Regions from separate parts of the Homo sapiens genome. Here region 2 is linked to region 1. Evidence: read pairs that join two places in POLR2A ChIA-PET (ENCODE). Cell type or tissue: OCI-LY7. All regions are shown on one strand. Links, peaks and the distances in the headings refer to the core of each region. The heading gives the core; the rest is flanking DNA. Region 1 has its middle 7.4 kb from the start of PIAS1. Region 2 overlaps PIAS1 (protein inhibitor of activated STAT 1).

Evidence for each region. ChIA-PET counts read pairs that join two places held together with the same protein. Peaks named below come from ENCODE experiments on the same cell type or tissue, not always from the same donor. Only the 100,000 strongest peaks of a DNase experiment are listed, where the experiment ranks them.
Region 2: POLR2A ChIA-PET joins it to region 1 with 14 read pairs; 4 of 35 experiments call an interaction of 5 or more read pairs at or near these places.

The regions. Positions count from the first base shown.
Region 1 is chr15:68,044,288-68,049,589 of GRCh38, reverse strand. No RefSeq gene overlaps it. Among named protein-coding and RNA genes, the nearest start is that of PIAS1, 7.4 kb to the left of the region's middle. RefSeq lists enhancers at 3,578-4,097, 4,098-4,618. In OCI-LY7, for the core only: no CTCF peak of the experiment used is centred there; no DNase peak of the experiment used is centred there.
Region 2 is chr15:68,190,452-68,195,826 of GRCh38, reverse strand. It overlaps PIAS1 (protein inhibitor of activated STAT 1), which reads right to left. Exons shown (of 14, transcript NM_016166.3): 14 at 1,980-5,375. CALML4 (calmodulin like 4) reads left to right here. Exons shown (of 5, transcript NM_033429.3): 5 at 1,715-5,122. The coding sequence ends at 1,812. Among named protein-coding and RNA genes, the nearest start is that of CALML4, 12 kb to the left of the region's middle. In OCI-LY7, for the core only: CTCF peaks have their summits at 465, 664, 3,388 and 3,591; a DNase peak (open chromatin) is centred at 666; H3K27ac peaks cover 3,128 bases.

The DNA.
Region 1 (5,302 bases), core at 1-5,000:
CTTGCCTCAGCCTCCTAAGTAGCTGGGATTACAGGTGTCCACCACCATGCCCAGCTAATTTTTGTATATTTTGTAGAGACAGGGTTTCATCATTTTGCCCAGGCTGGTCTTGAACTCCTGAGCTCAAGCGATCCACCCACCTTGGCCTCCCAAAGTGCAGGGATTACAAGTGTAAGCCACCATAACTGGCCTCAAATTTTAAAAGCTGTAAAGACATCCTGATTTCTCTTTCATTCACCTCTCAAATGAATCCATCAGCCGGTCCAACTGACTCTAAATCAAAGCCCAAGCCAGTTCATTTCACTGCATCTCCACTACCATCATCCACTGATGCTTATTTTTGGACCCATTCCAAGCTGCCATAGTCTCAAAACTGCTGGTAAAACTGCCTAACTCAAAGGGCCACGTTATGACTTCCATGGCCCTAGGCACTTTTGCTTTCTTGGTTTCTATGCTACAGTAAATGTATATACAGTTGACGCTTGAACAACACGAGTTTGAACTGCGCAGATCCACTCGTAGGTGGCTTTTTTCCCTGCCTGTGACACCTCTGAAACAGCAAGACCAACCCCTGGTCTTTCTCCTCCATCTCAGCCTACTCAATGTGAAGACAAGGATGAAGATCTTTATAATGATCCACATCTGCTTAATGAACAATCTTCCGTATGACTTTTGTAATCACATTTTCTTTTCTCTAGCTTACTCTAAGAATGCAATACATAACACATATAATATACAATGTATGTACTAATTGTTTATGTTATTGGTAAGGCTTCTTGTCAACAGTAAGCTATTAATAATTAAGTTTTTGGGGAGTGAAAGTTATGCGTAAATTTTCTATTGTGTGAAGGGTCAGCTCCCCTAATCCCCTGGTTGTGCAAAGATCAACTGTATTTGGGCTTTGTCCCTCGTTCCTGAGACAGAGCTCCTAAAACACATGGAATTTTCTAACAGGAGTATCTTTTGTTTTTCATAACAAGCCTCTTTCAATCACACCTAATGAGGTGACATGGAGTGGGGCCCCTAGATGGCTTCAGGATGGGTGCTGATCCCCACAAAATTAGAAGGGGGCTGGGTATGGTGGCTCACACCTGTAATCCCAGTACTTTGGGAGGCCAAGGTGGGAGGATCGCTTGAGCACAGGAAGTCAGGGCTGCAGTAGGCTGTGTTCACACCATTGAACACCAGGCTGGGTAACAGAGAGAGACCTCCTCCTTCCACCCCCAAAATAATTGAAAAGTGGGAACTTTCAGCCTCACCCCATGCCCTACCTCCAGGGAGAAGAAGGGGCTGGTGATTGAGTTATAAATTCTTCAACAAGAGATAGAAGAGGTTCTGCACTGGCAAACACACGAGAGTACTGTGGGGAAGAGCAACAGGGCACGGAAGCTCTGCATAGTCCCCCTTTACATTGCCCTGTGCATCTCTTCCATTCAGTTATTTGAGTGGCATCCTTCATAATAAACTAGTAAATGTAAGAAACACATTTTCCTCAGTTCTGTGAGTCATTCTAGTGAATTATTCACCATGAGGAAGGAATTATAGGAAGCCTTGACTTCACAGCTGGTCAGTCGGAGTGCAGGTGGCCTAAGGAACTTGTGACTGGTGTCTGAAGGAGGGTATCCTTGTGGGACTGAGCCATTAATTTGTGGGATCTGAACTAACTCCTGGAGTTGACGTCAGAATTGAAATGACTTGTAGGCCACCCAGTTGCTGACAGAGAATTGAAGAATTGGTGTGGAAAGTCACCATGTATTTAGTGTCAGGAAGAACATCAGAGGTACATTCTTCTATTAAAAAATTTAATTATATTTGCTCTTTTTGTTTCTTTGTTTTTTGTTGAGACAGAGTCTCACTCTGTCGTCCAGGCTGGAGTGCAGTGGTGCCATCTCGGCTCACTGCAACTGCGTCCCCTGGGTTCAAGCAATTCTCCTACCTCAGCCTCCCTAGTAGCTGTGATTATAGGTGTGCACTACCACGCCTGGCTAATTTTTGTATTTTTAGTAGAGACAGGGTCTTGCCATCCCCGGCCCCACCTTCTAATTTTGTGGGGACCAGCACCCATCCTAAAGCCATTTAGGGGCCCCACTCCATGTCACCTCATTAGGTGTGATTGAAAGAGGCTTGTTATGAAAAGAGGCTTGTTATGTCTCAAACTCCTGACCTCAAGTGATCTGCCCGCCTCGGCCTCCCAAAGTGCTGGGATTACAGGCGTGAGCCACCACATCCTGCCAAAAAAAAAACTATATTTCTTTTTTTTCTTTTGAGACAGAGTTTCACTCTTGTTGCCCAAGCTGGAGTGCAATGGCACAATCTCGGCTCACTGCAACCTCTGCCTCCCAGGTTCAAATGATTCTCCTGCCTCAGCCTCCCAAGTAGCTGGGATTACAGGCACGCACCACCACACCCAGCTAATTTTTTGTATTTTTAGTAGAAACAGGGTTTCACCATGTTAGCCAGGCTGGTCTCGAACTCCTGACCTCAGGTGATCCGCCTGCCTCAGCTTCCCAAAGTGCTGAGATTACAGGCGTGAGCCACTGTGCTTGGCCTATATTTCACTTTTTTTTTAAAGAGAGGGTCTCCATATGTTGCCCAGGCTGGTCTAGACCTCCTGACCTCAAGTGATCCTCCCACCTCAGCTTCCCAATAGCTGGGATTATAGGCACAGGCCACCAAGCCCAAAAAATTATGTTTTAAAACTGTGTTGCTATAAATACAAATGTAATCCCAACTGATTATGTTAGTGGATCTTTGGGGTGTTGGTTTTTGGCTGGAAACCTCTGTGGCCAGTGGCACCTTTGTCCAAGTTTTGCTCAGGCCCGCTGGGCTCACTCTGCCCACTTGGCTTTGCAGGCTGCGCTCGGCTCACACTACCAACCAGGATCCCTCCCCTGCCGAGGGAGACTGCATGAAGTGGTGAGGGGTGAGGGGTGAGGGGTGTGTGAGTGAGCATGGAGTCCAACTGTGCAGTCAGACATGCCGGCTGCCTCAGCAGGGTGAGCAATTCTAGGTGCCAGCTTGCACGCTGGCTCTCTGCAAGGCTGCAGCTGGACCAGGCACATGCAAGCAGCTTCCATTCCTGGCACCAGGGAACATGGTGGTGCCTGGAAGCTTGGAGACACCAGGAACCGAAGGGCTCCAAGGAGGGAGTGACAGCCCTGGCTTGAAGAGCTCCCAGGTCTGAGCTCCCCGAAGGGCCACAGCTCTTCTTTCCTCCTCTTCGCCTGCAAGGTGGCGAGATGGGGATGGCTCCTCTCTGCTAGGCAAGTCATCCCAACAAGTGTTGAGTTCTAGAAGCAAAGAGGGTAGCTCCTTCTGCAGCTAGCCATCCTGACAAGTGTTCAGCTATCAGCAGAGAGGGTAGCTCCTCTCTGCAGCTGGACGTCTCATCATCTGCAGTGCTCTGGCTGAGCCCAGGGCTTTTATGGGCCTCAGATGGGAGGAAGTGCTGCCAATTGGTCTGTGGGCGGCCATGGGAGGGCCTGGAAAAGGCACCACAAGTTCCCACTCCAGTCAGCAGTACTAGCAGCCTGGCCTGAAGGTGGGGCTTCACCAGTAACCTGTCCTCTTCCACCCAGGAGCCGATCTGCCTCCTGCCACCATCCATGGTGCCCAGGCTGCTTGTGCAAAAGGGCACCTGTAGGCCAGTGCTGGGTTGCCCTCAGGCGCCCCTCGGCTTCCCCCCAGAGCTCCTTGGGGCCCAAATTCCGGAAAGGACCAAGACAGCAGGGGGCTGGTGTGTCAGCTCTGCTCCAAGTGTGCACACACCTGGCCAGACTGTAACAGTGCCTGGGCTCAGCCCCAACCCTGCTCTGAGATTGGAGCAGGCACCAGGGGCAGGGAGAGGCCAGGCAGCAGGAGCAGACACCCCCCAAGCCTGAGGGGGGAGGGGGACTTTCCCAGGACCCCAAGGGTGCAGACTGCAGAGATGCCCAGGTCCTGTGCCTGGGAGGGTAGGACTCCCGCCTGCCTACTCTGTGGAGCAGCATGCAGGCAGCCCTGGCCATGCCTCCTTGCAGCTCCAGGTCCTTACTGGGCCCCTCTCTGCCCACCCCTCTGTGCCCAACCATGCTGCTCCCTGCTGGCAGGTGGCTCAGCTCAGCCCCATTGCAGTGGCACCCAACGTGGCAGGCTTGGCGGGGGGGCTCTCGCTTACCCTGGCTCCTGCTGGCTCTGTGGAGCACAGCATTACTCCAGCCCAGCTCTGCCTCCTCCTGGCACCCTCCCCACAGCAGCTGACCTGATGACAGCGACCGCCGTGGACAGCCCGCTGCTGCCATCAATTGCACTTAATTTGTTCTTATTATTTGAAAAGATTTAAAGCATTTTCATGGGACCCTAAGATTATTGTGGCCTTCAGCCAATACAAAAAAAAAAATGAAAAAACTCAAAATGAATCATAGACCTGAATTTAAAAATTAAAATTAAAAAATTATTAGATGAAAATCCCTATGTTATTGAGTTAGACATAGTCTTCTTAGATATGGATCACACACTTAGATATGAATACCAACATGCATGTTGGTAGGAAAGGTACAGCCACTATGGAAAATAGTTTGGTACTTCCTTTGAAAACAAGATGTACTTATTGTACAACTCAGCATTTGCACCCTTAGACAGAGAAATGACATTTTCACACAGAAGTTTGTAGAAGAATGTTCATAGCAGCTGTATTTATGAGTCCAAAACTGGAAACTACCCAAATCTCCTTTGATGAATAAATGGCTAAAACTGCGATACATACATACCATGGACTACTAATCAGCAATGAAAAAACAATACAACACCTTGGATAAATCTCTAGGAAATTATGCTGGGTTAAAAAAAATAATTTCAAAAGAATACATAGTACATTATTGCCTTTATGTAACAATCATGTAATAACATAATTATAGACATAGGCTGGGCTTGGTGGCTTGCACCCATACTCCCTGCACTTTGGGAGGCTGAGTCAGGTGGATCGTTTGAGCCTAGGAGTTCAAGACCAACCTGGGCGACATAGCAAGACCCCTGTGTCTAAAAATAATAATAATAATAACATAATTATTGAGATAGAGAACAGGCTAGTCATTCTCTGGGGATTAGGGAAGGGTAGAAAGGATGGGTGATATTGATGCCAATTTTTTGGTTGTGATATTGTATTATAGTTGCATAGGATGTTAACATTGCAGGAGACTGAGAGAAGGGTACATGTGACTTCCCTGTACATTTCTCTTGCAGGTGACTCTACAATTATTTCAAAATAAAAAGTAGGTGTATATAGACTGTCCCCAGCTTACAATGGTTTGATCTACAATTTTAA
Region 2 (5,375 bases), core at 269-5,268, 150 kb before region 1:
ATCTCTAATAACCAGCAGAGGACTGTTTCACAGAAACTGCTGTGTTCCAGACAAGCAGGGACACCGATTTCCCTCCCACTTGCCACGGGAGATGGGAAGAATGATACCAGCAGCAGGAATCCTTTTTCTGGGTGATCGAAAGACAATTTTCAGTTTAAAAAGCATCCTTGGAATGGCTGTGGGTGAAGCCTTCTCCTGAGGCCTGGGATGGGCTGACTTTAGCACTTTGGCTTTCTATGGGTCTTTGAAGTGAGATGGAGTGAAAGGCTGTTCTACTCAGGTGTCCTCAGACTTGGCACCTGGCTAAGTGCTGTCCCTCGCCCAGATGGGAAGAGGCTGCAGTGACTGGCCCTGGAGCTGATGTTGGCCTATCCCCCAGGATGGTTTTAGCCACCTGGCTGATTGTGGAAACTTCTCCACAAAATGAGATGAATTATACTGTCCTCAACATTCTCCCAATAAATACTCAGAACTACTATCAGCTTAGGCCAAGGCATGGTGATTATACTTTCGAGAAGGATAGTTAAGCAGAGAATCACAGGATATTTTCTAACTGACGACCGGAGGTGTGTGTGTGGAAGGTATCCAGGCCTGGGAAGTTGACACAGGGCAGTGAGATGAGGACAGGCTAAAGAGCCATGGTAGGTTGACCCCAAGAGGCCATTGTGGAGAATACAAGCTGAAATGGCTCTTGCCAACGCCTGGGACAAGCTATTATTTTATCCCAGGAATCCAGAACCAGAAGAAACAAGCAAATGAAGTGATTTTTTTTTTTTTTTTGGAGTGATGGAGAACAATGGCAGTTTTGTTTTGTATACTGTGAGCTCTCAACAGAGTTGGATTTATTTTTCTCTCATATAAACCCCATCCCCCAAACATTTTTTTTTTTTTTTAGAGGTGATGGTAGCAGACAGTGCTTGTCACTAAGTCCTCTCTTGGGGTGGGGGCAGAGGTGGTGAGGAGCACCGGCTTAGGGGAAAAGGCAGGCAAGTGAGGAGCAGGCCGAAGCCTGGGACTGTGGAGGATGTTCGCTCTGTTTGCAGGCTGAGCTGCGGAAGGTAAAAACTCCAGGCCAAAGGATTCTAGAAATATGGGCACAGGGGTCATATTTTCATGAAAAAATAAAAATAAAAGCACAGGGTGGGCCGGGCACAGTGGCTCATGCCTGTAATCCCAGCACTTTGGGAGGCTGAGGTGGATGGCTCACCTGAGGTCAGGAGTTCAAGACCAGCCTGGCCAACATGGTGAAACCCCGTCTCTACTAAAAATACAAAAATTAGCCGGGCATGGTGGTACTTGCCTGTAAGCTCAGCTACTCAGGAGCCTGAGGCAGGAGAATCGCTTGAACCTGGGAGGCGGAGGTTGCAGTGAGCTGAGATTGTGCCACTGCACTCCAGCCTGGGCAACAAGAGCGAAACTGTTTTAAAAAAAAAAAAAAAAAAGCACACGGTGGCATCAGTGACCGAATCCTTACCAGTACACCTCCCTACTCCCTGCCCCTGCAGAAAGCCCGATTAGCTCAAAATGGAATAAGGGTCTCAGGAGTGCAGGGATGGGTTGTCCCTTTCTGTTCACTGGTTTACTTCCTGGTCTACAGGAATAGTCAACTGCACGCTCAGGGAAGACCTTAGGGGAGCTCCAGTCCCCAAAAAACTCACTGTTTTATAATGGAACACTAAAGCCAAACTGAAAAATTAAATGTGATTTATTGCAGTGGATGATCTCTTCAGGGAAGCAGATATCGAACCCAATGGCAAAGTGAAGTATGATGAATTTATCCACAAGATCACCCTTCCTGGACGGGACTATTGAAGGAGGAGAATGGGAGAGCCTCCCCTGGGCCTGAAAACTTGGAGCAATTAATTTTTTTTAAAAAGTGTTCTTTTCACTTGGGAGAGATGGCAAACACAGTGGCAAGACAACATTACCCAACTATAGAAGAGAGGCTAACTAGCAACAATAATAGATGATTTCAGCCATGGTATGAGTAGATCTTTAATAAAAGATTTGTATTGATTTTATTAACTACCGTGAGTCCGGCCCTTTCAAGCATGGAAGGAGCCTGCGGTTTGGAGTCTGGCCTGGGTTCCAGTCCTGGCTCTGCTGCTTCCCACTGTGACTTTGGGCAAATCATTTCACTCCTCAAAGCCCCCCCACACAAGCTGGATTCCCACTTCTTACCTCATGGAGCCTGTTGAGGAAGGATTGAGCTGATGACTTAAGGGCAATCTACCAAGAGACTTATTCTGTATTTGGGGGCTAGAACCATCTTCCATATTTCCAAGATTTTCCAAGATGAAGCCAGTGCTAGCTGAGAAGCAGCAATGAACAGAAAGCTGTAACACTTATGACAACAATTCTTGCAGTGCCAGAGGCCCATTTACAAATTCTCATTTCCATCTCAACAGATATAGTGACATAGCTCAGGCTATTCATTCATAAACACAGAGTGTAGAGTGAAAACACTAGAGTGAAAACACATGCTACAATGAGGCAGCATCAGCTGAGAGCAGGAAGAGCGATCTACTTTACACCCCACACCAAAGGAAACCAGATGTGAGCTGCTAAATTGACTGGCCTTGCAGAGCTCAAGAAGGGGGCTTCCAATGCTGTGAGAATTCCGAGCTGTTCCCTGGGCTCTGTTAACAGGCAGAGAGGTTCCGGGATGGTCTGCTCAAGTGGCCCACACTGGTCATTGCCTTAAGCCACCTCCCCAGGACTTACGGAGAGAAATAAGGGGATGTAACCAGCAATGGCCAGGGTACAACAGCCCTGGAAAACAGTAGTAGGAGCACTAGGCTTTCTGGGAGTCCATCCAGCTGGAGTGGCTTTGAGTGAGTTACACAGCTAGAAGGTGCCAGGTTGGTGCTGCCAGAGATTCAGAGGTGCCATACACTTGTCAAATCTGGATCATTCGTAGTGCCAGCACAGTCCTAAAAGGGCTGGAGTACCACACCAACACAGGTAGGGGTGCAGGGCTTCAAGTACAAAGATTTGCATCCATGTATGTATCAAAAGTGGGTTCTCTGGGCTGTGGCTTTGTCTAGTAGTACCACAGTGGCTAAAGTAGAAGAAAACCAAATCAAATGGGATGTGTCTTTTGGGAGGATGTACAAGACACAAATCTTTCACTAGGCACCGGGCACAGGGAAAACTGCAGGGAACAAGAGTTGTAGTGTTAGTGCAACTGTCTCAACGATGCTGTGTGGCTTCAGACCCAAACAAGGCCCTGAGGAAGGAGACTCTCATTTCCCCAAGCATAACTGCAAGGAGAGGAGGAATTCCTAGGAGCCAAAGAGTTTTGTGGGGTGAGGGTAAATAAATGGCCCAAATGCCAACTAGGTGAAGTTGTGACCATCTGGCTGGGAAGCCCAGGTCCACACAGTGTAGGAGCAGATGTTTTGTGGGGTCTGAGGTTTACGAGATTTGGCTGCCTTAAGAATACAAAAACAGAAATGCAGAATTTCTGGGGCTGCTCCTAGGACCAGAACAAGTGAAGGGTCCTGGTGCTTAAACTTCATTACCTTCATGGTAAATCCACCAGAGGGCCGGTTAGATGCTGGCCCCGCCGAGAGAACTGCTGTCACTTTCAGGCAAAGCTCAAAGGTCCTAGGCCCACAGTTCTTTTGAGCTCCAGTCATGGACATTAGGAAGTAAATCCTGCACAGCCAACCTGGAATACCAAAGATTAGATGGGAGATAGATACCAATGATTTAGATGGCACAGGAAGAGCAAGTTCTGGATATAATAAATGAGGGTACTTTCCGTCAAAGCTTTTCTATGTCTATATTTATCACTGAATAGTCCCAGTATGGTTTTAAAGCAAGTTTTATGAATCTCATTTGCCTAACAGGAATCTGAAATATAACTTGCCAAAAACACACAGTTGGTGTGGAATGGTCATTAGAACCTGGGGCTCCTCTTCACGGACTCCCTGCTCATTAAGGGATTCAGTGGTCCAGAGTCTAAGATCCTATTAAGTGTTTGATTCAAACCTCTACCCGAGGAAGGGCTGTTACCTTACTCCTGGTCCTGGTTTCAAGCTCATTCCTGAAATTCCAGCTGGTTTCTCTAGCACCTAGTGTTGTTTACAAGAAGGCCACGGTGCTCTTAGCATTCAAACTGCAGATACTAAACAGATGCTGTGATTTATTAAAGAGTTAGCCATATTTCAACAAGAAAGGGAAATGATGGCTATATTCATTACTTACCTCAAAGCATGCTGCAAGAAAATTAGTTAGTTACTTGTCATGCTTTGAAATCTCTGGATGAAAGGTGCTTTGGAAGCACAAACCATTATCACTTGTCTCATAGGGATTGTCCCCTTGAACATCCAGCAGTGTTATTTTACAGAAGACAAATTAACTGAAGGCTTTTCTTTTATTACATCTAAAGAGCTCTACATAAACAGGTAACATTCAATAGGTAAACAATTTTTTTCCAATGCATGTAATAAATATTTTCACTTGGTACTTTTATACAAACTGACATTGTCTACTATACATTTTTAAAAGCCATTTTACTGGTTTGGCATGCGGTATGGAAATTCTAAGAGAGAAAGTTTTAAGGCAATGAATCACAGATTTAAGTTCATGGAATTTATGGTAACTTTATCTGTTTATGTACATTTTCCCCTTTGTTAAACAATTAACAGCAGCACACTCTGGGACCACCAGCTATTTTCCCTCTCTTTCTGAAATCTAAGCTTTGTATTTAATTAAAAAACAGAATTCAACATCTATTGATAAAACAAAATTCTTACTAAAATAATTTCAAATGTGCTTTAAAAAGTCCTGAAGATCTTGAAAGTTTTATGTGTTTAAAATTGAAATTGTCTAAAAAAATGCTCTTTCCACATTAATTTAGTTAGGATATATTTTCACTCCATTTCAGACACTTGACTCAAAGGAAAATCTGCCAAAGAATCCGATTTTTCAGAGCTTACGTGAATCTTTCCTCAGTAAAGATACAGAATTGTGATCATGTCTAAATAATTAGTAAAGCAATTTTAATGCTCAAAATAGTCAACCAAGTATGGCATGGTTCTGGTTCAGATTTTTTTTTTTTAAGATGTATCCAATAACACTCACGAAGTAATTAAAAGCCACTTTAACCCTGCTAGTCAAATAGCTATTTTATCAAAGATGTGTGCATACAGATGTATATATATATACACACACACACACACAGTACTGTACAGAAACAAACATATGCATACCTACTATGAACGGCCAAGGCAAGGGGGATGATGGCAACTTGACTAGATTCTGAGAACTGCTATTTGTCCACAGATAGCATGTCAATGTTGGGATGGGTTGGGGAGTGAGCGTAGGCTAAGAAAAAAAGAGATGAAGTGACTATGTGCTTTTCTTTA